Linked DNA regions of Mus musculus: regions 1, 2, 3 and 5 are each linked to region 4. A link is a loop called in an ENCODE intact Hi-C map of the cell type or tissue named here. Cell type or tissue: left cerebral cortex. All regions are shown on one strand.

Region 1 (5,000 bases), 330 kb after region 4:
TCAAGCAGCTTCTTTGATGGGATTTGTGTTTTCTAACTTTACACTTCACTTTCTTCTTAATATTTGTTTGTTTTGATAGTAGGAGTACGAGTGCCTGCTTATGTACTATGTGTATGCAGAGGCTCAAGGAGACCAAGGAAGATGCTGGATCCTCAGGAACTATAATTATAAGCTTCCCCATAAGAGTCCTGGAAACCAAACTCCAGGCCTTTTCAAGAGCAGCAAATGTTTTGGTTTGGTTTGGTTTGGTTAGGTTTGGTTTGGTTTGGTTTTTCGAGACAGGGTTTCTCTATACAGCCCTGGCTGTCCTGGAACTCACTTTGTAGACCAGGCTGGCCTCGAACTCAGAAATCTGCCTGCCTCTGCCTCCTGAGTGATGGGATTAAAGACAGGTGCCACCACGCCCAGCGCAGCAGATGTTCTTAACCATTAAGCCATCTCTCCAGCCCCTAGCAACTCACTTTCTTTTTAAAAATGTATTTGATTATTTTGTGTGTAAGAGTGTTTTGCTCCCATACATGTCTGTATACCATTTGCATGCCTGGTACCCAAACAGGACAGAAGAGGGTACTGAATACCCAGGAACTGAGGTTCCAGACAGTTGTGAGCTGTCGTGTGGGTGCTGGGAGTCAAAGCCAGGTCAGGTCCTCTAGAAGAACAGCGCTCTTCACCACTGAGCCTTCTCTCCAGCTCCCAGCACATCACTTTGATGATGGCTTTTCATATGCACACTGAAGACATTGACTGCCATTTGAAGAGTTCCTAGTTAGATACTAACTCAAAGGATTTAATGACTGGCGATATTTATAATATTATTCATTATTCTGGCAGCTTTAACAAAATACATTCGTTGATATTTCCAGTTATAATCCTTTTAGGAGAGATTGGAAATACATCTTCTAAATTGGCACATTTTAGAGCACAGTTTGGTGTAGGTCGAGCCTAATCAGATACAACCTAGTGGTCAGTAGTTCAGCTAAATGATAGAAGTAGAAGTTGCCGAAGCCCCTCACCATCAAGTACGCTGAGTAGACTGGCAGCAAGTGAGCTTGAAACCCAATGGCGGGGACTCCAGTGGCGAAGTGAGGGTTAAAGTGAGCTCTATGATGCAGGATCTTTCTGAGCTAGTTCCAGTGACTGACAGAATCTTCATGCTTATCCAGTCCACAGATACTTATTATGCAACCACAGTATACCCATAACATTCAGTTTCAACACATTCCAGTTTAACTATTATGTTTGACCCCAAATAGCTATGGGTGGAATTACTTATAATTTTGCTGAGACATAGGCTTGAATGTGACTTTGGGATTAACGGCACTCTTGTGAGTGAGGCAAGCACCTCGCCTCCACACGTTGGCTCTTGACAGCTGTTGTCACTCTCTCGTTAAAGGCCTGAAAGGGAAGTCACTTTGATCTCCATTATAGCGTGCTTACTGAATTCCACGAGGGGAATTGTATATTACTGTTGCATTTACAAATTTAAAACTTGGAAAGGCCACAGACTGCATCTAAGCTCTAGGGCTGCTCTTTGTGCAAAACTGTTTCATTTTTACCTGTTTAAACTCACCATTACTCCTGGGAAAACAGATGGAACAGACAAATAAATTTATGTATCAGTTCAGTAGAGGATGAGCAGAACTCCACGTTCAGTTGTACATTATATAGAAAGTCTTTGTTTAAAACTGCAAATCCTTCTCCAAGGTCATTTAACAAATCATTGGGGGTTAGAGTGTGGTTGAGTCTCACCTTGTGCAGACATTCGTGGCCTCTCCTTGACAGAGTGACAAATTCTTCTGACGTCCTTGATCTTGAATCAGGAGTATAACATCTTTCTCTGTAAATGACAGTCCCTCAAAGTCGCACCAGAGACTGCTGGTCATGTTGCAGTTTGACTGTTAAAATGTCAACCTGACTTCAGGGTGTGTGTGTGTGTGGGGGGGGGGGGGGGGTCTGTTTCTCCTCACTGGTTGATTAGTGCGCCCTCCTGTGTCCCTCTGATGTAATGTCATGTCAAGCCTTTTGAACAGTGGGATTTTATCACAGCCCCAGTTTTCCCTTATTCATTTCCTCAAGCCCTGTAAAAGGCTGTGTGGCATGTAGCGTTACAACACATCACGTATGGTCGTGCCCTGTGATAAAAGTGGACATTTTGCATTTCAGAATCCTAAAAGTAAGTAACTGCCCTAGTGGCTTTCCCTGTGTACCCAGAGAGCCCTTTACCTGTCTCTCTGATGGTCAGCAGCATGTTTTTGACAGTCAGCCCACAACAGGAAGGGAACGGTCTCCCTCCCAACTCAGGGAAACGTAGCCATTTCTGGTGGAAAAGTGGTTCCTAGCTTACTATATGTCACCAAAGATCCAAGCATAAACCATCTCCCACATCTCGGTCTTCACTCATTTAGTCAGTCAGCAAATCTTGAACACCTCCTTTGTACTAGGCATTACTCAAGGGACTGGTGTAGTGCAGAGATCAAAATAGATATATTTCCTGCCTCTGGCTTGCTGGGTTTGTTATAGGATTCAGACAGTGTTACAGTGAATGCCGTGATTTAGCTATATTGCTGGTCACTGGCTCAAGTATTCTTGTAGTAAAAAATAGAGATTTTAGTTTTACTTGTAATCAGTAATATGCCTTCTTAAAATTTTAGTAATGTCTAGCTGCCACTAGCTTTCCATTATTCTGGTAATATGTGAGAAAGCTGTTTCTTATAACTATCTCCTTTCCTTGCCCTTCCTTATCCACCTGCACCGAACCTTCATATATACAAAACATTGGGGATTATGCATATGGAAAGACTTCTCGGAAAGGGGCATGAGGATTCACACCGGTAATCCCAGCACTTGGGAAGCAGAGGCAAGAGGAGTGATGCAAAGTCAAGGCCAGCCAGATCTACATAGTGAGTTGAGGCCAGCAAGGGATAGTTAGTACAACTCTGCTCCCCTCCTCCATTAAGCTAAAGAAACAAACAAGTCAATAAATAGTGCGGTGCCATAAGCAAGCTTCAAAAAACATTTTCAAAAGATCTTTACTGCTGTTTTTAAAATGCCAGTGTGTGATCATTAGGTGTTAAGGTGAACAGAATTGTGGGCTCAAGCAGGTAGACAAAGGATGTGAGCCACAAAGATCCTCAGAGCTCCAGAAAAACACCAGCAAAAAGCGAAGAGCTGACATACTAGGCAGGACTACGAAGAGGATTGAAGCCAGAGGTTCTGAGGAAAAGTGGGACACGGAAAGGGACTAGAGAAAACTTTTTTTAGATTTTTAAACTTTATGCGTGAGTATTTTGCATGCATGTATGTCTGTGTGAAACCAGATCGTGGGTTCACGCTGAACTTAGGTTGAACTCAAGTTAACCAACAAGCAGACACCTAGCACCAGTTTCCAGGTTACTCCCCATCAAGCCTGCCCCTGGCACTTCACTTCCTAACACCAGCAATCAGGAGGAAAGTACAAGTTCAGTTTATGATTTGCATAAGCTCCCAGCACCGGCCAATTACTTTAAAGGGCAACACAATTCCATAACAGCCCCCCACTCAGATGTGTGCCAGGCTAGAAACCCCCTTGACTGTGTGCTCACCTCTATAAATGCTTGCCTGAAGCTGGTCTGCGGCTTCACCCTCCCATCCTGCTGCATCAGAGACAGCGGTGGGGCCCAAGCTGGAGCTTGAATAAAAAGACCCTAGTGCGATGGCATCGGAGTTGGCTTCCTGGTGGTCTTTTGGGGTTTGCAAAGGGCCACAACACGTGAACCAACTTCATTCGTCGTGCCCAATGAGGTCAGAAGAGGGCGTCAGGTCCACTGGAATTTGAGTTACAGACAGTCCTGAATTTGGGGAATAAAAGAGACATCCTTTGCAAGAACAAATGCTCTTAACTACTAAGCCAGCTCTTCAGCCACTAGAAAAAAACTTGTAAGAGAAGAGTCAACCCCAGGGCCTCAGGATGTTAATTGACCAAGATGAAGAACTTACTGTGAGAAAAACAAGTTTAGATCACCACATAGCGCTCTATGTCCATGCCTTCTTTAAGGCAGCAAATGTTTCCGTTCATTGAAGTCACACCTAAGTGAACTTTAGCTTCCTCAAGGATGGATAGTTGGTCAGACGACATTCACAAAAGCATCTCTTCAATACAAATTGTGAAATTAATGCCCCTTTTTGCTCTTACAGTAGTTAATTTTTTTAATCATTCATGTTTATAAAGGAATGGAGAAAATTTATAACAAAATGTCTGACATATCAAAATTTCAGACTTATGGCTTAAGCAGATACTGTCTTTTCCTAAGTACAGTTTATCTGTATGTTCCTTTTTCATTGAAATAAAAGAAGCACACGTGATGATTGTATCTTTTGTCAGCTTGATAGTATCTAGAATCACCTACAAGATTGCTAATCCCAAAGATTAGAGGAGAAAGACTACCAATCCATATTATCATGGCCAAATTTAAAGCAAGCTTTTTTATTCTTGTACGAAGTCTGTCTCCTTCTAAGGTAGTAGGGGTTTGAGAGATCAGCATTAGATGTATTAGATGTGAGGAATGCAAGAGGTTATTGTTGCTGTTGTTGTTGTTGTTGTTGTTGTTGTTGTTGTTGGGTTTTGTTTGTTTTGGAGTTTGGGTTTGGTTTGGTTTGGTTTGGTTTTTTAGAGTTTCTCTGTGTAACTGTCCTGGCTGTTCCTTTGTAGATTAGGCTGACCTTGAACTCACAGAGATCCTCCCAAATGCTAGGAATAAAGGTGTTCGCAAGAATTTTATAGCTCTGGGGCATAGGGTTTACAAATTTGGGGGATTTGGTAAGCAAAATAGGCAGGGTTACAGGAACAGACCATAAGCATAGTAAGGTAGTTATACCGACCTCCTGAAACAAAGACTCAATCCTAACAACAGGGCATCATAGACAAAACAGGGTTTCCATTCCTGGGACAGGAAACAGGAATAAACCTAGTTTGTCTTTACTATATGATGGCTTTTAAGCCTAAAATGGAGGCAAACTGGTTC
Region 2 (5,000 bases), 240 kb after region 4:
TACTAACAGTAAATAAATAGATAAATCTTTAAAAACCAAAAAGATGACAAGAGAAAACATGGCAGGAGGAGATAAAAGAAAGATGACAACAGAAAGTTCTCTGAGTAAACACTTTCACTTTTCTTCTTAACGTACATGGGGGGGGGGGAGGTGCACACGCACAGGACAACCTGAGTTTCAGGAACTGGACACAGGTTGTCAGGCTTGGTGTCAGGTGCTTTTACCCACTGAGTCATCTCACAAATAAATTTTATTTATTTATTTATTTATTTATTTAATTTTATTTTTATATTTTTTGGTTTTGAGACAGGGTTTCTCCGTATAGCCCTGGCTGTCCTGGAACTCACTCTGTAGACCAGGCTGGCCTCGAACTCAGAAATCCGCCTGCCTCTGCCTCCCTAGTGCTGGGATTAAAGGCGTGCGCCACCACGCCCGGCTTTAATTTTAAAAAAGAATGACGAAATGATCATTCAGCACCATGAAGTCAAACTGTATTTGAATTTTCCTTCTGTTACCACATAGGTAAAAAAACAGACAAGTTTAAAAATATATACTAAGAAAAAGTATGTCTGAGATCTGTTAGCGTTCTCCAATATTAAATCACCCTCATGTTAGAACACAGTGCCCATCAGCCATGAGAGCTGTACATGCTGTGTTGCAGGTAGCAAAGCCCATCCAGAGGACATCAAGTTACAGCATATTCCCATAGCAGAAACTGGCATGCTTTAAATGTTTTCTTTGTTTTGTTATATTGTTTATTTTTTGAGAAAAGGTTTCTCTGTGTAACCCTGGCTTTCTTGGAACTTATGATGTAGACCAGGCTGGCCTTGAACTCAGAGATCCAACTGCCTCTGCCTCCTGAGTACTGGAACTAAAGATGTGTGCCACCACAGCTTGACTAAATTTAATATGTTTTAAAAGCTACAAAACTCTCAAAACTAATCTAACAACAATAACTCAGTAATACTTAGTATTAGCAAGAACATGGAATTCACACATAGCAGGGCTATTTCCAGAAGCAAATGGACAGGATCCATAAACACTGAACTTGAGGTATACATACCACAGGAGTGCGTGATTACCCAGCACACACATACTCAAAAGACATGCACAAGAAGCTTCAGAAATGAGCATTACCCAGAGAATTCCCTGGTTCCAAAACTTAAATGGCCATCAAATGCAGAATGCATATATTATGGTATCTGTGTCTTCTACTGCAGACTGCCATAGCAACAGGAAGAGGATAAACTAGTAGTATATGTACAGTATATGGGCAGACCTCACAGAAACAACGCTGCTTCCCTAAAGCCAAAAACATACAAAAGCCATACACTACACTATACATCAGGATGTAAATCAGCATACTGGTACCCATGCAGGAAAAAGGTCAAGGATGATGGTTTATGTAGTGGCCAGTGATGTTCTTTACTGATACGGAAGGTGGTAATGTGGATATCTATACTTTATGAAAGTCATTGAGTTGTCACCTACTATACATATTTAAAAAGGTCCCCACAAATTTTTTAAAACTCAAAGATTATATATATTTAATACTATATATTTAATTAACATATGTTAATATGGGAAGATGCCCTTGATACATAAAGTATATGCTTTTATGAATATAACTTTATATGCCCTGTATTACATTTATATCTAAATATATCAAAAGCTTACAGATGCACACTATAAATGTAAATTTTCCCTACATTTCTACCACTAAAACTTTCTCAATCTTTCTATAAATGTTTTAATGCCTGGCTTTTGACACTGAATATTTTAGTTTCTGTTCGTTCTTTTAGAAACAGTGCAATTAAAGTAAATGAAGACTTATAAAAAGAAGTCCACTTCTGCTTTTTGTCTGCAATTTTACTCTGAGGTAAGCATGTGACGGACTTAAAAATGTCACACACATTTCTCTCTGTATAATAATGAATGCAATGAAACAAAGGGAGGAGCAGGCAATACAGGCTGTCTTCCTGACTCACCTTGGATTCGGACAATAAATGCAGAAAATGAACCAGTTAACCAAGCCATTTCCAGAAGAGGCATTGCAAAACAGTTGAATAAACAGCAAATGTCACACTCAGAAATGACTTTCCTCTAGGGTCCTTGACCCACAATCGCGGCTGCTCTGGGAGCTCTGTGGGACTTGACATTCAGGTCCTCGAAGCTTCTCTGCACTGTCTGCCAGCTCTGCTACTTCCCTTGGGAGAAAATTCCAGATAGTCTCTTCCCTGCTGTGGAAGAAATTCTTGGGAAAAGTTTCAGATCTTCAAAAACCTCTTTTCTACCTCTTGTAGGGCAGAAGCAAAGGCAAAGTTTCATATAATTTACATACACCGACTAAAACTAAGCCCTGCTTAATTTCTTTCCAGTGAGAAAGTAAGCCCCTTATATCCAAAGTGGTTGGAGGTAGTCTTTAGCTGGCATCCATAATGTCTTGTGAACGTCAGCTTTACTGACTCCTCTCTGGAGTTTACACACCACGCTTCCTCCACTAGAGGGCTCTCAACTAGAACCCAGCCTTCTAAATCTCAACACTGGACTCTGGATTCCTCTCCATGTTTTGTTTCCTGCCACAACCTACTGGCTCTTCACCTTGGAATGAGGGACACAGCCCCTCCAGAGCATGATCATTTTGGCTCCAGGTGCTATGTTAGCTTTCTACTCATTAGTGGCCACTGGGATTCCATATTTAAGCCTCTTTCTTTGATCATCGTAATTATCAACAATGATTTAAAATGTCATGTAAATGCAAGAGACTCTCAGGGCACAGCCTGTTCTTGGAAACCACTGGCTAGGCAACTTTAATGAGAATTTCTCATAGACCAACACAGTAAGCCTAATCCATTATCCTCCCCCCTCATCTGCTCATCTTCCTATAGGAGTTAGCTCAGCTTAACCTCTCACCCACTCCCTCCCCTAAAGCTTGCATTTTTACCAAAGCTCTTTCTTCTAGTCATCACTCCCCTGTTCAGCCTCTTTTACCTGAACAACCGTAACGACTCTGATGGCCCCAACAGGCCATCTCAGAACTACAAAATACAAAATCCTTATGAACGTTCAGCAATTTTCAAAGTCCTTTAGCAATTTTCTACCTCAATCAGAGCTATGTTTAGATATGTTTTGTTATATTTGAGCCAGAGTCTCACTAGATAGCCCTGGCTGGCCTGGAAGTCACTATGTGCCTCAAGCTTGTCTCCCACACTTAAGCTTCCTATTTTAGTGCTTTTGAGTGCCACATTATAATTATATTCTAATTATATATTCTCTATAAAAATTCAAGTATGTTGAACACACATAAGAAAATACTTTTTTTCCACCACTTTCTTATTTATTACCTTAGAATCATTCTTGTTTGTTTGGTATGGATGCATAAGACCTTCCCAATACATGTAACACATAAACTTTTAAAGAGCATACACATAGTAAGAGACTGACTTTCTCCACCATGCACAATGTTCATCCAATTCCTCTCTTAACCCAGGAGACAGCAACCTCAGGAGACCTCTAGCTCTGTCTTGTGCTGTTTGCTCCATGGCAGGCATGTCTCACTCTGTAGCCTGAGCTGGCTTTGAACGCTTGCTGCTCCTTCTCCCTCAGCCTCCTGAGTGCTGGGGTTAGAGCTGAGTCATTGGACCAGCTTCACGGTGACTTTTTATTGACTATTCTTTTTACATTTTCTGTTGTGTGTATGAATGATGTATGTCCACACGTGTGTGTGCCTGATGTCCATGGAGGCTGGAAGAGGGAGTTAGATTTAGTTTTTAAGCTAAAGCTTAACTGACCTGGCAAAGCTGCTTCTGCATTTCTGATGTATATTGTCTGGAATACTAGAGGCTTATGTTTCAAGATGCTAATAAATTCTGGGATAAAATTTTATGCAGCAACAGATGAGGAAGCCACACACACTCACTCGCTCTGGGACCTCTGTCTTTACTGTAATCTTCACATTAACTTCTGATTTTTAGTTTCACTTTCATTTGGTCCTGACCCAGAGTCTCCACCACAACTTACTCAGGGCTAGGTTTAAATGGATTCAAGATTTTCTCATTCCCCAATTTTCTGACTTTGAAGCCCTATATATTTGTTGTAAACTGAGGTATATTCTACAAAGGTTTATTCTCATATGTATACAATGAGTTTTGAAAAATGTGCATGTGTGTGATCATGGTATGACTCAAAATATAGTTCTCTTCCTGCCCTTTCTTGGTTCTGATTTCAGTCTATACATAATTTTTGCATTTTCAGCTTAATTCTTGTTGGCACTATCTCACATGGAGTTCTTCTTACTAGTTCAAGTTGACTGGTGCTGGGTTAGCCAGGCCTTATCCACTTGAGGGTCTGTATCCGTTACATATTTGGAGGACAATACATTTACAGAGATAAATTGGGGTCACTGTTCCTTCAGGATCTGTGCAGCTGCAGTAAAGTGAGTGGGAAGGGCACAGCAAGAATCTCTACCGATGGCATGCCTCTGTGAAAGGAAAGCAAGACAACTTCTATAAAGGCACTGACAAGTATGCTCTCAAAGTCACCCTTTTCAAGGCTGTGCAAACTATCAAGGGCTCACCATGCAGCACCTACACGGCAGCTCTCGATCACCTGGAACTCCAGTTCCAGGGATCCAACAACAGGCCTCCATGAGGGTGCACATCACATCATCACCCCCCCCCACACACACACACACTATTAGTAAATATGTCTTTAAAAAGAAGAATCAATCAAAATTGGCCTGGAAGCTAGTCATGGTGACTCAGGCCCGAATCCTCAGGAGGCTGAGGGAGAAAGAGTAGCAAGCGTTCAAAGCCAGCTGAGGCTACAGAGCGAGACACTGCCTGCAATCGATCAAACAGCCAAACAACACACCATAACAAACACAATACAACCACAGGAAGATGTGTCCTTACAGTAACTGGGATAGCAGACTTACTCAACATAGGAACCGTCTAAAAAGCTACAGAAAAGGATGAGAAAAATGGCTTATCCTATAAAAA
Region 3 (5,000 bases), 370 kb after region 4:
GTAAAAGTAGTTGTCTCTCTATTTGCCTTTTGAAGACCAGTTTGCTAAATGTATAGAGCAGAGTGATCCTGGTAAGCTGGCCGTGTTCTCGCGGCTAGCCGTTTTGCCCAGCTGTCAGCTGTCAGTATTAGGACACATCCACGGTGAGAGAGGGGTGGTGTTGCGGGAAAGGCCTCATTATTCTGAAGAAGCAGAGCTACTACTCTACATTCTGACAGCATCATTTGTCAGTCCCGTCCTGCTGCTCTATGTGCCCTGGCACAGACGCACATCACCCTCCCTTTCTCTCCAGACCGAGCTAATAGACCTGTCTACAGTCGATGTGATCCTCATCTCTAACTACCACTGCATGATGGCGCTGCCCTACATCACCGAGCACACAGGATTCACAGGCACAGTGTATGCCACAGAACCCACCATGCAGATCGGCAGGTGAGAGGTGTGGCTGCCAAGCTCCTTCTGTGGCCACTGTGGGGTGTGATACCAGAAATGTGTAATTTATTTCCCAGGACAAAGATGAGTATGCCACTCTCTAGACACAGGAATGCTCACCGGAGATGCCTAGAGATGGGTACCCCTGGTAGTGTCTGGGTCTTTCTTTCAGCATAGCTGTTCATAGGCAGCTCCTCTGTAAATGGTACTGAAGAGGTCAGAGGCTTAGGAAGATGCCACAAAGATCCAGAGCAGAAAGTGTCAGAGCAACAGAACTTTGCTTATTTAAGTGAAGAAGAAAAAGAAAAAACTTTATTACTTTGCTTTGGAAAGATCCCCTTTTTTTCATGATTTGCTGAGGACTATAAATAGAAACTTGTAGAAAACAAGGGAAGAAGAGTAATCAAAAATTACAGTCTTCAGTCAACCAAGAAGGTTGTCCTTTCTTCTTACCCCAGCTAAGCCTTTACAGTGTAGGCGGATGGTATACATTACCATAGAATCAGTTACTTAGAGAAAAGGAAAGGAAAAAAACCTAGAAAGAAAATTATTACTGAAGAAAAAAAATCCACACATAATGTATTGCTTTGAAATAACAGTATAAGGTAAAGCTTTCAGGATCCAATATACAGGGTTGATTGTACTATAAACTGTTAGATTGTACTCTAGTGTCTTACAGATACCCAACAAGATGAGCTAGTGATTAGAAATAAAACAGAACCTTTAGTGTGAAAACGTGACCTACAGCTTATACAAAAACAGGAAGGGATTCCAGGGACCCGAAATTGCCATTATAGGAAAACAAGACAGCAGCCTGGTTGAGAGAAAGCATTACAAGTCCCGTAGTCTGCAAACAATGGCAATCAAGGAGCATGAACCTGGGCCTCAAATCTTGGGGTGCTGGAGCCAGGACTGCTGCCTCGAGAAGGAGACAGTAGTTAGGGAAACAGATGGATGTGAAGTGTACGTGTTTGGGTTTGCCAGTAAACTTACTTGTTGCTGTTGTCTCTAAATTGATACAGAGAGGATATTACCCTGTGTTCTGTATTAGCATGAACTGGATTCAGATATTGAAAATGTATTTCTAGGTGGGTAGGAAGGTGGATATATTGTTTTTTTGGAGGACAGTCTCATTCTGAAACCCAGGCTAGCCTAGAACTCACTATGTAGCCTAGGCTACTCTAGAACTCATGGCAATCTTCCTGCCTCAGCCTCCCAAGTGGTAAGATTACAGAGATGAGCTGCCAGGTCTGGCTCTACTTCTAGCTGTTTGATTATCATCTAGTTTTCAGGGTGCTGTCAATGTCTGTGTAGCCGTGAGCCAGCTGAGTACAGTGCTCCTTGGGCTCCCTTAGCTGTATTTGGGTATTCCATCTCAGAATGGCAGAGGTCTGTCTCACTGCAGATCTTTTGGGCAGCTTTCAAATTAGTTCTTGATGTCTCCCTCTATGCTAGTGGTTCTCAACCTTCCTAATGCTGCAATCTTTTAATACAGATCCTCACGTTGTGGTGACACCCCCCCAGCCCTAAAGTTATTTTTGTTGCTACTTAATATAACTGTAATTTTGCTACTGTTATGAGTTGTAATGTAAATATATGACATGTAGGCTAGCTGATGTATGACCTCTGTGAAGGGGTCATTCTCATGCCCCCTCTCCCGTCCCCAAACAGGTCAAGACCCACAAGTTGAGAACCACGGCTCTAACTGGAGCATTTTTGATTCCCAAACTATGTGTCAGCTTCTTACATCAGTTGAAACGCCTATCTCATGAGACAGGCTAGTGAAAAGGGGGCAAATCCACCATTCCCGGCTGTAGTGTTTGCAGCAAATTGTTCTTCAGTGTTCTTTATGCTTTGTTTAAACTCAGGCTTCTCATGGAAGAGCTGGTGAATTTCATCGAAAGAGTGCCAAAGGCCCAGTCTGCCTCCTTGTGGAAGAATAAGGATATACAGCGGTGAGAACAGCCCTCTCCTTGTTGGCTCCAGAGCTTCTCAAGTCTCCTTTGTACTCCAGCACAGACCTGGTTAGAGTGGAAGGTGGAAGGGCTTTCTTTAATTCACACTCAGGCCCCATGCGGGCTGTGCAGCTTTGGGAGCACCTGGCTCCACGGAGGGCCGGGGTCTAATGGTCCAGGTCACTCAGGGCTTGCCAGGACTGTCTAAAGAGTCCTCACCACAGTGTGGTTGACACTCAGAAGGTAAAGAGCTAGGGATGGCAAGAGGGCTCTGTGGGTAAAGGGGCTTGCCACCAAGCCTGTAGACCTGAATTTGATCCCCAAGTCCCACGTGGTAGGAAAGATCCACACCTCACAGATTGGCCTCTGACATGTGCCTTGTCACATACTTACCCAAGTACATACATCACATACACACAATAAATAAATCTTTTTTTTAATAAATAATGTTTGCTGTTTAAGGAAGCTGAGGAGGACATTTCTTAGATGATGTGAATCAACTCGAAGAAAAGATTTCCTTACATAAAAGCCGGGGGCTGGAGAGGTAACTGGATGGATAAAGCATTTTCTCCTCATTCATGAGAATCAGAGTTCAATCCCCAGAACCCACATAAGAGTGAGCAAGCAAGCCCAGCACGTGACAGGCAGAAATGGACTCCTTGGAGCTCGCTGGCTAGACTGGGCAGAACTGGTGGCTTCAGATTTGGGTCTCCACACAAGTAAACACATGCATGTTCACATACCACTACCACTCACATGCATGCACGCACACACACACACACACACACAACAGTTGTGTTGAAGAGGTATCTGGTTTCATGTCATGGGATGGTGAGAAATTCAGTGTTGATAGGTGGGTAGGGAAGGGAAGCAGGGAGGGCAGGTTGGAATGAGGTTATACAGTCTCCTACAGGGGAGGTTGAGGCTTGCACCATTGAGTGTGTGCAGGTCATTAGTAGGGAGGCCTGTAAAGAGAATGACATGACCACATTTGGTTTGGAAGAAAGGAACTCTGGAAGCAACATGGGAGTTGTGAGGCCTGCAGAGATGGAGACAGGGAGACCAGCAGGGGGCCATGTCAGACCCAGAAGACAAAGGTCTGAACTAAGGCGGAAGCAAGTGAGCTTGAAGAAGACTGCAGCTCCAGGGAGGTGCCTGAGTGGGGTTAAAGGGATCGGTAAGCATAAAGGGAGCTGCAAAGTAGTAACGAGGAAGGCGAGTGGGAGCCAGGACATAGGAAGGTTCCAAAAACACAGGCTTGTGGGTGGTGACATGTGCCTGTAATCCTAGCACTCTGGAATGGGAGGCAGAAAGACCAAAAGCTGTGTCAGCCTAGACTGCATAAGCTAGTTCTAAGTCCATGTAAGAGCTGTGCGCTAGAAACCAGATGCAAACAAAAGATAACTAAGGAAACTAGCAAGTAAAATGGAGATGAGGCCCTTGGATGTGGAAAGTGGGAGATTAGTGACCATCCCCAGAGTTTAGGTAGAGTGTCATGCAAGGACCAAGAGACTGGGCTGTGGAGGTAAGGTAAAGGATAAATACCATGGAAGGAGCATGGAGGTGGCTTGATCCCACACCCACGCACTCTTACCTGCCCTGCGGTAGAGGACACCGGTCAGCTTGACCTGTCGTGTCTAACCCCAGCAACGGCTGCCTTCACCCCTGGTCCCATCTTCTGCTCTTAGCATGGAGAGCCTGGGGGTCAAACTGCATTAGACTTCCTGAGAATTCCTGATCCCGCCCCTTTCTCCAGCTGTCCTGCCCATCGCTTCCTTGTCCCCAGCTGATAATAATGATGATGATAATAGCAGTCAACCAGGCCTCGGAATGTCAGTGTCTTAGATTTTACCAGTCTTCCTGTAAATGTATGTGGGCTATCACGTTTTTGTGTTCCAGAGTTTAGGCACACGTCTCCTCTATGTGTTCCTTGTACACACTGCTTACTTAACCTATGGATGGCTTTTTCTGCCAGACATTGCTCTAAATGTGTTCCTACAGCAGGAACTGACGCTTTGATGAGATGAGCAGTGGCATTATTGAGTTTACAGGAGAGAAGTGCCACAGAGAGGGTTGGTAACTCCCCAGGGTCATCTGATGGTGAGCGACAGGTTCTGACTTTTTAGGTGATTTCAGGCTACAGAGTCCACACTTCCACCCTCTGCTCAGTCAGTCTTTGAGGGCATATCCTGCAGCCCCCCTTATGTGGTGGGAATGGAAGTAGGTGTTCTGTGCCCCTTTTTCCTGTCTTGCAGGGATCTTCTGGGCGTCTCCTTGGTTGGTAGGATGGTGTGCAGGTGTCTCCGAATCATCTAGGTGTGCCATACCCAAGGTGTCCTGTCTCTGTTTGAGTGGCTTCCTTGAATCTGGCCACTCTCCAACAGTGGTACTGCCCTCTTTGTGTGGCATTTACAGTCTCAGCTGCCTTTTTCTCAGCCCTTCCTGTGCCACTCTCTGCCCGAGCACACTGGACCACATGGGACCCCAGGTCCTGACAACCTGCCTCCTTAAAAGAGTCTTGGGGCTGTATTTTCTTTCCCTGTAGTAGACCACATATGCCTTGGCCTCCCTTACGTATTTCCTCTTGTTTATTTATGTTCTTATGTACTCAGC
Region 4 (5,000 bases):
AGTATCACAGGTACCCACTAGAGGGCAGTGCTTGCTCCATGCAAACCCGGCTCTAGTTTTTTCTTCTGAAGGCCCGCAGGGATACAGGCTGCCTGCCAAAAAAAAAAAAAAAACTGAATTTTTAAAGAAACAACCAAATTTGGTCCTTCAGTTTTTGCTTGTTTGGGACACGGATGATAAACACATTAAGTTTCTGAGCACTCGAAATGACCAGTGTTACAAGATCCCAACAGCTCCTAATGGGTTTTTTAATTAAAAGGTAATTACATCATTTCACCCTCCCGTGTCCTCTCCCTTCAGCTCCTTCTATGCCTCTACTTATTCCTTCTCAGATTCATGGCCTCCTTTTCTGATGTGTGGGGAGAGTGGGTGGGAAATGCTTAAATACAACCGGACGAGTCCATTTAGTGTTGCTTGTACGCGAAGATTTAAGGGATGACAATTAAGGGGCTGATTTCTGGGAGAGGCTAATTCTTCTCTCAGTAGTCATTAGTTGCCTGTAGTTCTTTGTCTAGGAATGCCCCCCGCCCCCAGACGTGCCCCTTCCCCGTTTGTATGTCTATTGCTATTGTCTGTTTGCACGTCTCTCTATTGCTATTGTCGTAGCTCAGGTTTTGTTTCATTAGCTGTACTGCAGAGGCATCATGGATGCAGGTTCCCTGCCGTTTCCAGGAGACACAGCCTCACAGGAGATTTACGGTCTCGATCATTTGGCTCTTACAAGTATTCTGACCCCTCTTCTACAGTCTTCCCTGAGCCTAGGTGCGGGAGTTGTGTTGTAGATACAGTTGTTGGGGCTGGGCACTCCACACTCCATTGTTTCTTTGTATTTTAACCAGCTGTGGCTTTCTGTGATGCTCTCCATCCAGTGCAAACAACAGCTTCTTTGAGGAGGGGTGAAAGCTCCACTTGCCTGTGGGGTATAAGAACAAGCATTTAGGGCTGGAGAGATGGCTCAGCAGTTGAGAGCACTGACTGTTCTTCCAACGGTCCTGAGTTCAAATCCCAGCAACCACATGGTGGTTTATGACCATCTGTAATGAGATCTGATGCCCTCTTCTGGTGTGTCTAAAGACATCGACAGTGTACTTATAATTAAATAAATCTTTTTGTTTTTTTTAAAGAACAAGTATTTAAAATATGGCTAGGTAGTATGTTGTTCTGGCAAAATGGCAGGCATAGGCTCTCATCTAGGATCCATGACATCACTAGCCCCAGGTGGTTGGTTAGATTTCCCATATCCAGCAAGAGTTTCCTCCTTTGAGCAGGCCGCTAAATGCCTAGATATATGATTATCACTATTGCACCTTTAGAAATGCCTTGCCAGGCTAATCATGGTTGTGGTTCATCGAGGTGACATCTGGCCAGGAGTGTCGATTGCTTTCCTCCTTTGGGGTCTTGCACAGAACCTTCTAGCGCTGTGAAAGACAGGTCCCTAGTTTTTAAAATGTAGATTTCAGGTTGAAAGGTGTAAGTTCTTCAGAGGCTTTTGTCCAAAGTTTACAAAGATGGTAAGAGGAAGGAAATGAGGGTGCACAGCGCCCTAGATGTGTGTGTGTGTGTGTGTGTGTGTGTGTGTGTGTGTGTTTACATATAGTACATATTTAATGGTCAAGACTAACAACCAACAAAGCTCAGGAGGTCTGGGAGTCAGCACTGCAAACTCCGTAAGTGAACGACAGAGGTTAAGGCCTGCCACGTTGAGAAAGCATGTTAGTCACAAGGTGGCGATGTTGTATTAATGTTGACTCCCCCCCCCCCCCAACCTTTGAAGCTAGACAGACTAGCTTTAATCCCAACCAATCAGGCAAAACAGAGCATAACAAAACAAAAATAAAACAAGCAAACACTAAAAGTCCCTAGATTTAGTTAATAAATCTAAAAAAGCGACAGGTGATGGTTCACTCCTGTAATTCTGGAACTAGGGAGACTAAGACCAGAGTTCAAAGCCACTCTAGGCTACAGAGTAAGACTCTATCTATAAATAAATAAGCCTGGACCTTAAAAAATCTGTGCAGAAAAATATAAGTACAGCTAGACACAGCCTGTGCTGGCCAAGATGGCCTCAAACTTGCTGCATAACCAAGGCTGACCTTGAACTCCTGAATCTCCTGACTCCACCTCTCCGTGGGGCTTACAGACATTTGAGTTCCTGGTTCATGCACTCCTGTGAATGCACGCCTGCTGGGCAAGCACTCTGAGCTATCTTACAGATGCTCGGATGAGTCTCCAAGCACCTTGATCAACTGTGAGCTGTTTCCATCAAATCTAGCTTGACAGCATTACCAGCTGGCAAGGCTATCTTTAATCTTCTCACCCTTGACTATCTTGCAAGAAGTAAAGACTTCCTCTTGCCCCTTGGGCCATCCTGTTTTCTCCGGCTATATCTGAATTAACAGCAAAACATCCTGCATGGGACTATAATTACTTATGCAAGAAAGCCCTACAGAGAGTGAATGTACTTAAAGCCTCTGTGCATTTGCTTGTTTGTCTCCAAGTTCTGTCGAGTTGGCTGCTCTGGGTTGATTGGTATAAATACTCTGCTTGTGCCCGGTTTTCATAACTCCTGTGACCTTGACATTCAGGGAAGAGAGCCTCAATCCTTTTCAAAGTTTCTGTTATATTATACTCCCTATCTCAGAGCCATTCCTTCAGGGTCATCTTTGCCAACTCACCTACAAAAGCTAAAATATAACCAAGTGCGTACTTTTCCGGTCAACCATCATTTTAGCAGTAATTCAGGGACAAGATTCTGCGTATGGCCTCAAGGAGGCGCTCACGGCCCGCAAAGCAGAGAAAGGCCCACCCCGCAGTCCCTGCCTTTGCAAACTACCTCCAAGCAGCTAAACACCGAAGTGCACCTTGGGAGAACCTGAAGGATGTTGGGTTAAAAGAATTAAATCAGTCACAGGGGCAAATTCTACATGACTCCTCTCATACGAGATCCCCAGGGCAGTGAAGTTCATAGAGAGGAAGTAGAATGTAATGACCAAGGAAAAGGAAAGGGAGAATTAGTTGTGGTTTGTGTATAATTTTTTTTTGCTTTGTTTTGTTTTTTGTTTGGGGGTTTTCCTGTTTGTTTGTTTGGTTGGTTGGTTTTGTGGCCCTGGCCTTCCTGGAACTTACTATGTAGACCAGGCTGATCACAGAGCTCCATCTGCATCTGCCTCCTGAGCTCTGGCATTAAAGGCTTGGTGCCATCATGAGTGGTGTGTGTATTTCATTTTTAATTTTAATTGTTCTATGTATGAGTGGAAGTGCACACTCATGCCAGGGTGTATTGGGTAGAGGTAAGAGAAAAACGTTTTGAAGGCTGCTCTCTCCTTCTGTTGTGTGGGTAACAAGGATGAACGCAGGTCATAGAACTTGCACAGCAAGTGCCTGCAAGTGCCTTTATCCTCTGGGCCATCTCACAAGTCTGGGGATTGATTTAAAGGGCAGGCGAGGCATTCCAGTTTTATAACTGGAATTTTATAACTGGAACAAGGATTGAGGATTTCTTCCCTGAAGGTCAAGGTCATGGGAGCTATGAAAACCCAGCTCAGATGGAGCAGATTTACCCATCACACGGCTCCGCGGATGCTAATGCTAAGTATGGCAGCAACTACCTGTAACCGATGGGAATCTGAGGCTAGTCTGGCTACATGAAAGATCCCTCTCCCCTTCCCCTCCTCCTCCTCTCTTCCCCCTCCCTGCTCCGCCCCCCACCCCCGCACGCATGCACGGTGCTCCGCGTGAATGTACTCTATGCCACCACTGGACTGAGCACTGGGTGAAGACGATAGTGCCTTCTTTATCCCATGACCAACAGGAAATCCTCTCAGCTCTACACTCACAGCAGAGTCTGGCTGGGTGTGATCACTTTGCCCAGCCCCCATCACACCGCCAGGCACGTCTGCCCTGCCACTCTGCCCTCTGCTCCCGCCCTGTACAACAGTGTCCTCCTTCCCTCCCCCGCACCACACCACGCCTTATAAGACACACCACGCCTTATAAGACACCTCATGGTTACTATTGTCGCTCACTCTCTATGTTTCCCTTGGTTTGGACCAGGCTGGCTCCTTCACTCCACATACACAAGCACTGCAGGTCACCTCAGCTGAGTGCCCTTCCTGTCTGCTGACCTCTGGTTGGCCAAAGCAGGCTCTAGTTCAGGGTATATTATGTACAGCTACGATGATGAATTGGGGTCTTCTTACCTCCTACCTGGCCCATCAGGGTCCTCTCTCATCTCATTGGCCTATAGATACAACACCTGGGTGGCTTTCTCCTCCTAAAATGCTGAATAAACACCCTAGCTAGAGAATAAAGACAGGTTAACCCCAGGAGAGACAGGCAGTTTCTGATCCTGACCTTTCAGGAACTGGACAATTAGACCTGTGCCAGTCGGGTGAGCATTTGTTTATTTGTTTGCCGGTTACTCTTTACTTATTTAATAGATTTACTTGTTCATAGATTTATTTCTTGTGTTATTTTATGCTTATGTGTATTTTGCCTGCATGTATATGTATGCACCACATATGTACCTGGTGCCTGTGGAGGTCAGAAAAGGGTATTAGATTCCCTGGAACTGGAACTACAGCCAGTTATGAGCCTCTGTGTGGGTGTTGGGAACAGAACCCGGGTCTTTTGCACGAGCAGCAAAGACTCTACACTGCTGAGCCATCTCTCCAGGCACTCACCTGAGCTACCTTGGAAGTCACACAGGAAAGTATGGAGGGTTTGGGTTTTGTTCTGTAGACTGGGTCTCACCAAGCCCCGTCTGGTGTCAAAATCACTATGTAACTGAGGGTAACTTTGAACTTCTAATTCTCCTACCTTCACAGGAAGTGCTGGTTTTTCAGCACCATGCCCAGTTTATTTGACACTACAGACATAAACCAGGCTTCAAGCGTGTGAGGAAAGTGTTCTACCTACTAAGCTACAGCCCCAGCTCCCTACTATTGGTTTTGGTTTTGGGTGTTGTGTTGTGTCGTTTTGTTTTGTTTTGTTTTGAAACA
Region 5 (5,000 bases), 130 kb after region 4:
TGTGAAGAAGACAGCCCGGTAAGCAGCTGAGGAACCCCTTCCCTGGTAGTCTGAGAAGGAGCCATACCATCTGCCCAGCTGTGGGACACTGCATGCTTTCCCAAGATTGTTTCTAGTTTTAAAGTAAAATTTCTGTTAATCCTTAAGTTGTTGAGCTAAGTAAGTCGTTCAATAGTTGGGCATGTGCATATTTTCGTTTGTATCTCCTCTTCTCTTTGGATTCTAGCAGAATTTCCCCTTTCCATCTGTCAGTGAGTGTGTCTGTCTCAGGTTGCTCTGGGGTTCTCTTTGAGGTAGGGGCCAGGCCTTCTCAACACACTGCAGACGATTACTCCTCAGTCGATGGGTTCACACTCATCAGTGCACCCTGGTGTTCGCACTGCTAGGAAGGTCCCTGAAGGCATTGAGATCCCAGAGTAAGTGTCCAGCTCTGTCCTGGTGCTGCTCCTCTGCCGACACGTTTCCTCGTTCCCTTCAGCCATGCAGTTGTACGTGCTTAAAACAAACACATGTAGCTTGTTGTTTTTGTCTACAAGTTTCTTTTGGACACGGTCTCTCTGTGGCCCAGCTTGTTTTGAACTCAGGCTCTTTCTCACTCAGCCTCCTAGGCGGGATCATGGTGGAACACTACTACAGCCTGCTACCTATACCAGTGTTTTCAATCCTGTTGGGCCCGTTTCCACTTGGAGTTGCTTTCTTTCTTAGCTTTTTCTTTTATTTATTTATTTTTAGATTATACTCAATAGAAATGGCTTTTTATGGTTAGGTAATATTTTTGCCTAAATTTGTAATTTTCTTCAGTATTCCTCTCCTTCTTTGACTTAGAGATAGGTATAAAAATGAATGCCAAAAAAGTTCAGCTGCTGCTGTTGCTGTCCTAATTTGCAGTAGTGTATTTAGCAACTCAGGATCTTCTTGCCTAAAAGATCAGTGAAGAGGTTAGTGCTCTCAGTTGCTGCTTTTCAGTCCCTGAGGCAGGAGAATCTCTGTGAATTGAAGACAGCTGTGGCTTGTATAGTGATTTCCAGATTAACCAATGTCATGCAGTGAGACCCAGTCTCAAAAAAAAAAAAAAAAAATCAGGATATAATGGTAAAAGTTGTTGTTCAGATGATTCTTTTTTTTTCCCCTCTTTTGAATTTGTATGTTTGGAATTTCTTTTAGGTTAGCCGGTCCTACTTCAAGCGTGCTGACCCATTCTATGATGAGCAGGAAAACCATAGTCTCATCGGTGTGGCCAATGTCTTCCTGGAGACCCTGTTTTATGACGTGAAGTTACAGTATGCTGTGCCGATCATCAACCAGAAGGGAGAGGTTGGCTATCACTGCCTCAGTCAGCAGACAGCTCAGGGGACAGTGAGGGGTACTGACAGGACACTTGTTGTTAATATCTTTGTTTTAAACCAGTCCTAACTAGTGATAAATATTTGTCTCATGGGCACCCTGGGTTTCCATTGGGCTGTAAGGAGGACTTTCCTGTTTTACTCAGATTGCAAAGCAGCTGTTAGAAACTCACCTTTAGTGCCTCACACATTGTTACCCTCTGGCTTTATCAAGGAAGACAGGTCCTGGCAGGCCGAAAGAACTCAACCCAGAAACCAGCGTTTGCTTTGCTTCCTTCTTCAGGTGGCAGGCCGGCTGCACGTGGAGGTGATGCGACTCAGTGGGGCTATTGGGGAGAGGATTGCAGGAGGAGACGATCCTACAGAGGTCAGCTCTGAAAAGGAAGCCCAGGAGAACAGGCTGGTCTGCATGGTAAGCCAAAGACCTCGTCTAGAAGGAGCCCAGGTGGGACCATCAGTGAGATTGTAGGTTATACAATAAACTCATTTTCAACAACTTATAAATGCCCGTCTTCAGAGAAGTCTTTTAGTGTTCAGTATCTTGGGGATTGTGTTTTGACACACTTCTGGGAAGACTCACTCAGCACTTCCAGTACTTTTTCTCTGTGGGCTTGGACCAGTCACCTCTTCTCTGCCACTCATTGTCAGGGTGAGTGAGCTGCTTACCTGTCCAGCCCGTGTGGGTTTTCTATTACCGGAGCTCTCCAGCTCTGCCTCTCTATGGTCCTGTCCCTTAGCCATTTCATTTTCACCTGGCCTAGCTTCTCTGTACCTCCCTGGTTACTTAGTGCCTCTGCATGTGCCATTCAAGCCAACAGTTTCCAGCCCTTTCTATCTGGTCTTCCTGTGCATGTTGTTCATGGCAAACCGTGAGTGTTATGTCAAAAAGCTATGTCAGGTACCAGGGTAGAGATGAAAGTGCCAGGTTCCTGCTGTCCAGTAGCTAGAGATATGTGAGTATGAGCAGAAGCCTCTAGCGCAAGATCCATTGCTGTGATACTGCAGGTACCAGATGTGCCTGTGTACAGAGAAGCTTGAATTCAGATGATAGGTGCTGAGGGAGACTGAGGAATATTCTGGGAGAATGAGACTGTAAGAAAGGGTGTCAGGTAGCACCAGATTTACAGGCGCTGTGGTGTTTCCTGGTGAATAACATGGAGGGTCTCATGTTCTCTGGCACCTGCTCCTCTTCCCTCTTTATGCTGCAGTCCTTGTCTGAATCTCCAGATGCCCCCTAGTGGGCCAGTGCTGCTAGTGGTTCAGAATCCTGACAGGATTTGGTGACAAAATCAGCAAGAGTCTTTAGTTTAAAGGATATGACTAAAAGATCTGTGAAGAAGCAAGCCTAGGTCAGCTCTTAGTTCTAAACTCATCCTAGGTCAAGCTTTTGCTCAGTAAGTATTCTACAGTTGAGGTTGTCGAAAGGAGTAAGTTAGCACACAGCCATAGGAAGGGGGAAGCTGGTGCTGCTGAGAGCTGAGCTGCTTTCTGCAACTGTCTGCATGAGGAGGAGGCCTGCAGTGCTCTCATCAACAGTCTCGCTCTTGCTCATTTGTACTTGGCTTCACAACCTCCTCCTTGAGGCCATGTGCTTGCTCATCAGAGGTTGAGATGTAAGTTTTTTGGCTCTATGTGGCCATTTCTGAGATGACAGACAGTGATTACATCTCTGGGAGGTCGGCTGTCACAGTGTAAAATATGCCTGGCAGTGGTGGCATACAGCCTTATCCCAGGATTTGGGAGGCAGAGGCTGGTGGATCTCAGAGTTTGATGCCAGCCTGGTCTACAGAGTGAGTTTTAGGGCAGCCAGAGCTATGTGGAGCTACCCTGTCGCAAAAAAGAGGAAGAATGGAAATTTGTCACTGAAAAAAATGTGTGTCTGAGATAACATGGCTATTTTTAACAAATGTTAAGATTTAATGGAAAATAGGAAGCATGAAAGCAGGAAGGAAAGTGGTGCTTCCCTGCCCACCTGCTCCACAGTGTCCAGCCGCTTAGCGTGGCTCGGTCATGCATGCTACCCCACCCTGACCCCTACCCCAGGAGCACCTTGATGCCACCCTCGTATCAGACTTCACCTGGAAGCAGCATGTGGCTTCAAAATATGGGTACTTAAAGAAAGAGGATCATCTGGGTGTGGTGACACACGCTTTGATCCCAGCACGGGAGGCAGAAGCAGGCAGATCTTCGTGATTTCTAGGGCAGCCAGGGCTACACAGAGAAACCCTGTCTTCCCCAGAGTGTTGAGTTCAGTTCGGGGCACCTTCCCTGTTCTGTTAATTAAGCTTTGGGACATTGACACTGGCTGAGGAAAAAAAAGATTGAATAGAGAGTATTACTCTATTCATATACTTCCTAGCCTACACCCAGAGAGAGAGAGGGGAGAGGGAAGGAGGGAGGGAGGGAGGGAGAGAGAGAGAGAGAGAGAGAGAGAGAGAGAGAGAAGCCCTGTCTTGAAAAACCAAAGAAATAAAAAATAGGAAAAAAATTTAAAAATCAGTCAATCAAAATAGTAATTCCTTTAAGGCCATAAGCCGTGTAGTCAGCGTTCTTAAGTGTCTTTGGTGGGATTACCCAGGTTTCTTTTATGTCCAGATTCTCTCTCTCACCTTGAGATCTGCTTGTCGTGCCTGTGCTGTCCTGTTGTTCTGTTCATTGTCATTGCATGTCATGCTCAGCGGTGCTAGGCCCAGGTTGGGAGTAGCAAGGCATAATGTACCATAGAGTAGGAAAGCAAGAGTGTGATATGGGTGGTGGTGTGTTTTTATTTCAAAATTACTGGTTTGTAAAGTTGTCTTCATGTCATAATGAACTCTTAGATTTAAGACTTTGACTCCTGGGTATTCATTACTTTTATCAAAGCTCCAATGTTCCTAAATTTGAGTGGTGGCAGTCCCTTCCGTTGCCCCACGAACAGTAGACATTTTGCCTCATCTTGTCCACATTTCCTTTTCTGGACCCAGAATCCACCATTTCTTAAGAAGCAGTGTTCATTTAAGTTAGACATACTTAGAGACCAAGCCCTAGCTGTAGAGGCTCATTGTGTAAAAAGACAAGGGCAGATAAGACATCACACGGAGAGAAGCTCCTGTGGAAAGTCAAACGTGGGGATAGTTTCGATTCCATGAGTGAGGGAGATGATTGGCCCTACAGACATCTGCGTTTGTTTTCCCATGATGAAAGATTATGCCCATATTTCTGTTTTCAGAAACATTGCATTGAAAGCTCCAGGTGTCATCAATTCCTGCCAGTTCACTTTGGCTCTTTCATGTAGAGCTGCAAATTGAGCGCTATCCTGACACCTTGTGGTGATTTCAATTTTTGTTGTAAAAATTTAAAAAACAACAACAAAAAAACCAACCAAACCAAACCAACAACAAAAAGCTCAGCCTATGTGCTTGGTATGTTTTCCTCATTCATGGTCTTTATTCCTGGCAGTCTTAACCCTCAGGAGCTCCTGTAGAGGGCAGGTCAGCAAATCTGATCTTGCCTTTTGTTTATTCCAGCCCTAGACTGAGGTTCATTTCTGTAGGAGCTAACTGCTTTCATATGGAATGCCATCACAAATCAGCATGCGTGTTACGTCTGCTCAGCAGCACCTGGCCCAGCCAACATTCATCTCTCTGCTTTCAGTACTGAGGCCTCACCTCTGTAAAG

Evidence for each region. Hi-C counts contacts between places; a loop is a spot of excess contacts. Peaks named below come from ENCODE experiments on the same cell type or tissue, not always from the same donor. Only the 100,000 strongest peaks of a DNase experiment are listed, where the experiment ranks them.
Region 1: it touches region 4 in a loop (3.0-fold over the local background); 14 of 42 quality-filtered maps call a loop at or near these places.
Region 2: it touches region 4 in a loop (3-fold over the local background); 7 of 42 quality-filtered maps call a loop at or near these places.
Region 3: it touches region 4 in a loop (3-fold over the local background); 10 of 42 quality-filtered maps call a loop at or near these places.
Region 5: a loop joins it to region 4, with 9 times the contacts of the local background. A loop is called at or near these places in 40 of 42 quality-filtered maps.

What each region holds. Positions count from the first base shown.
Region 1 is chr14:64,954,758-64,959,757 of GRCm38, forward strand. All of the region lies in intron 1 of Ints9 (integrator complex subunit 9), which reads left to right. Among named protein-coding and RNA genes, the nearest start is that of Ints9, 7.0 kb to the left of the region's middle. In left cerebral cortex, a CTCF peak has its summit at 2,021 (motif pointing left); a DNase peak (open chromatin) is centred at 2,000.
Region 2 is chr14:64,863,135-64,868,134 of GRCm38, forward strand. All of the region lies in intron 4 of Hmbox1 (homeobox containing 1), which reads right to left. Among named protein-coding and RNA genes, the nearest start is that of Hmbox1, 84 kb to the right of the region's middle. In left cerebral cortex, a CTCF peak has its summit at 2,503 (motif pointing right); a DNase peak (open chromatin) is centred at 2,522; H3K27ac peaks cover 644 bases.
Region 3 is chr14:64,992,682-64,997,681 of GRCm38, forward strand. It overlaps Ints9 (integrator complex subunit 9), which reads left to right. Exons shown (of 17, transcript NM_153414.5): 5 at 293-432; 6 at 2,301-2,387. Among named protein-coding and RNA genes, the nearest start is that of Ints9, 45 kb to the left of the region's middle. In left cerebral cortex, a CTCF peak has its summit at 2,372 (motif pointing left); a DNase peak (open chromatin) is centred at 2,364; H3K27ac peaks cover 355 bases.
Region 4 is chr14:64,624,434-64,629,433 of GRCm38, forward strand. It overlaps Gm36924 (a long non-coding RNA gene), which reads left to right and starts at 144. Exons shown (of 3, transcript XR_383509.2): 1 at 144-259. In left cerebral cortex, CTCF peaks have their summits at 19 (motif pointing right), 1,101 (motif pointing left), 1,701 (motif pointing right) and 2,767 (motif pointing right); DNase peaks (open chromatin) are centred at 38, 322, 772, 1,699 and 1 more place; H3K4me3 peaks cover 334 bases; H3K27ac peaks cover 1,267 bases.
Region 5 is chr14:64,750,342-64,755,341 of GRCm38, forward strand. Kif13b (kinesin family member 13B) reads left to right here. Exons shown (of 40, transcript NM_001081177.2): 19 at 1-18; 20 at 1,165-1,314; 21 at 1,627-1,755. It overlaps Gm26225 (a small nucleolar RNA gene), which reads left to right and starts at 3,577; the gene lies at 3,577-3,711. In left cerebral cortex, CTCF peaks have their summits at 2,597 (motif pointing left) and 4,644 (motif pointing left); DNase peaks (open chromatin) are centred at 2,589 and 4,516.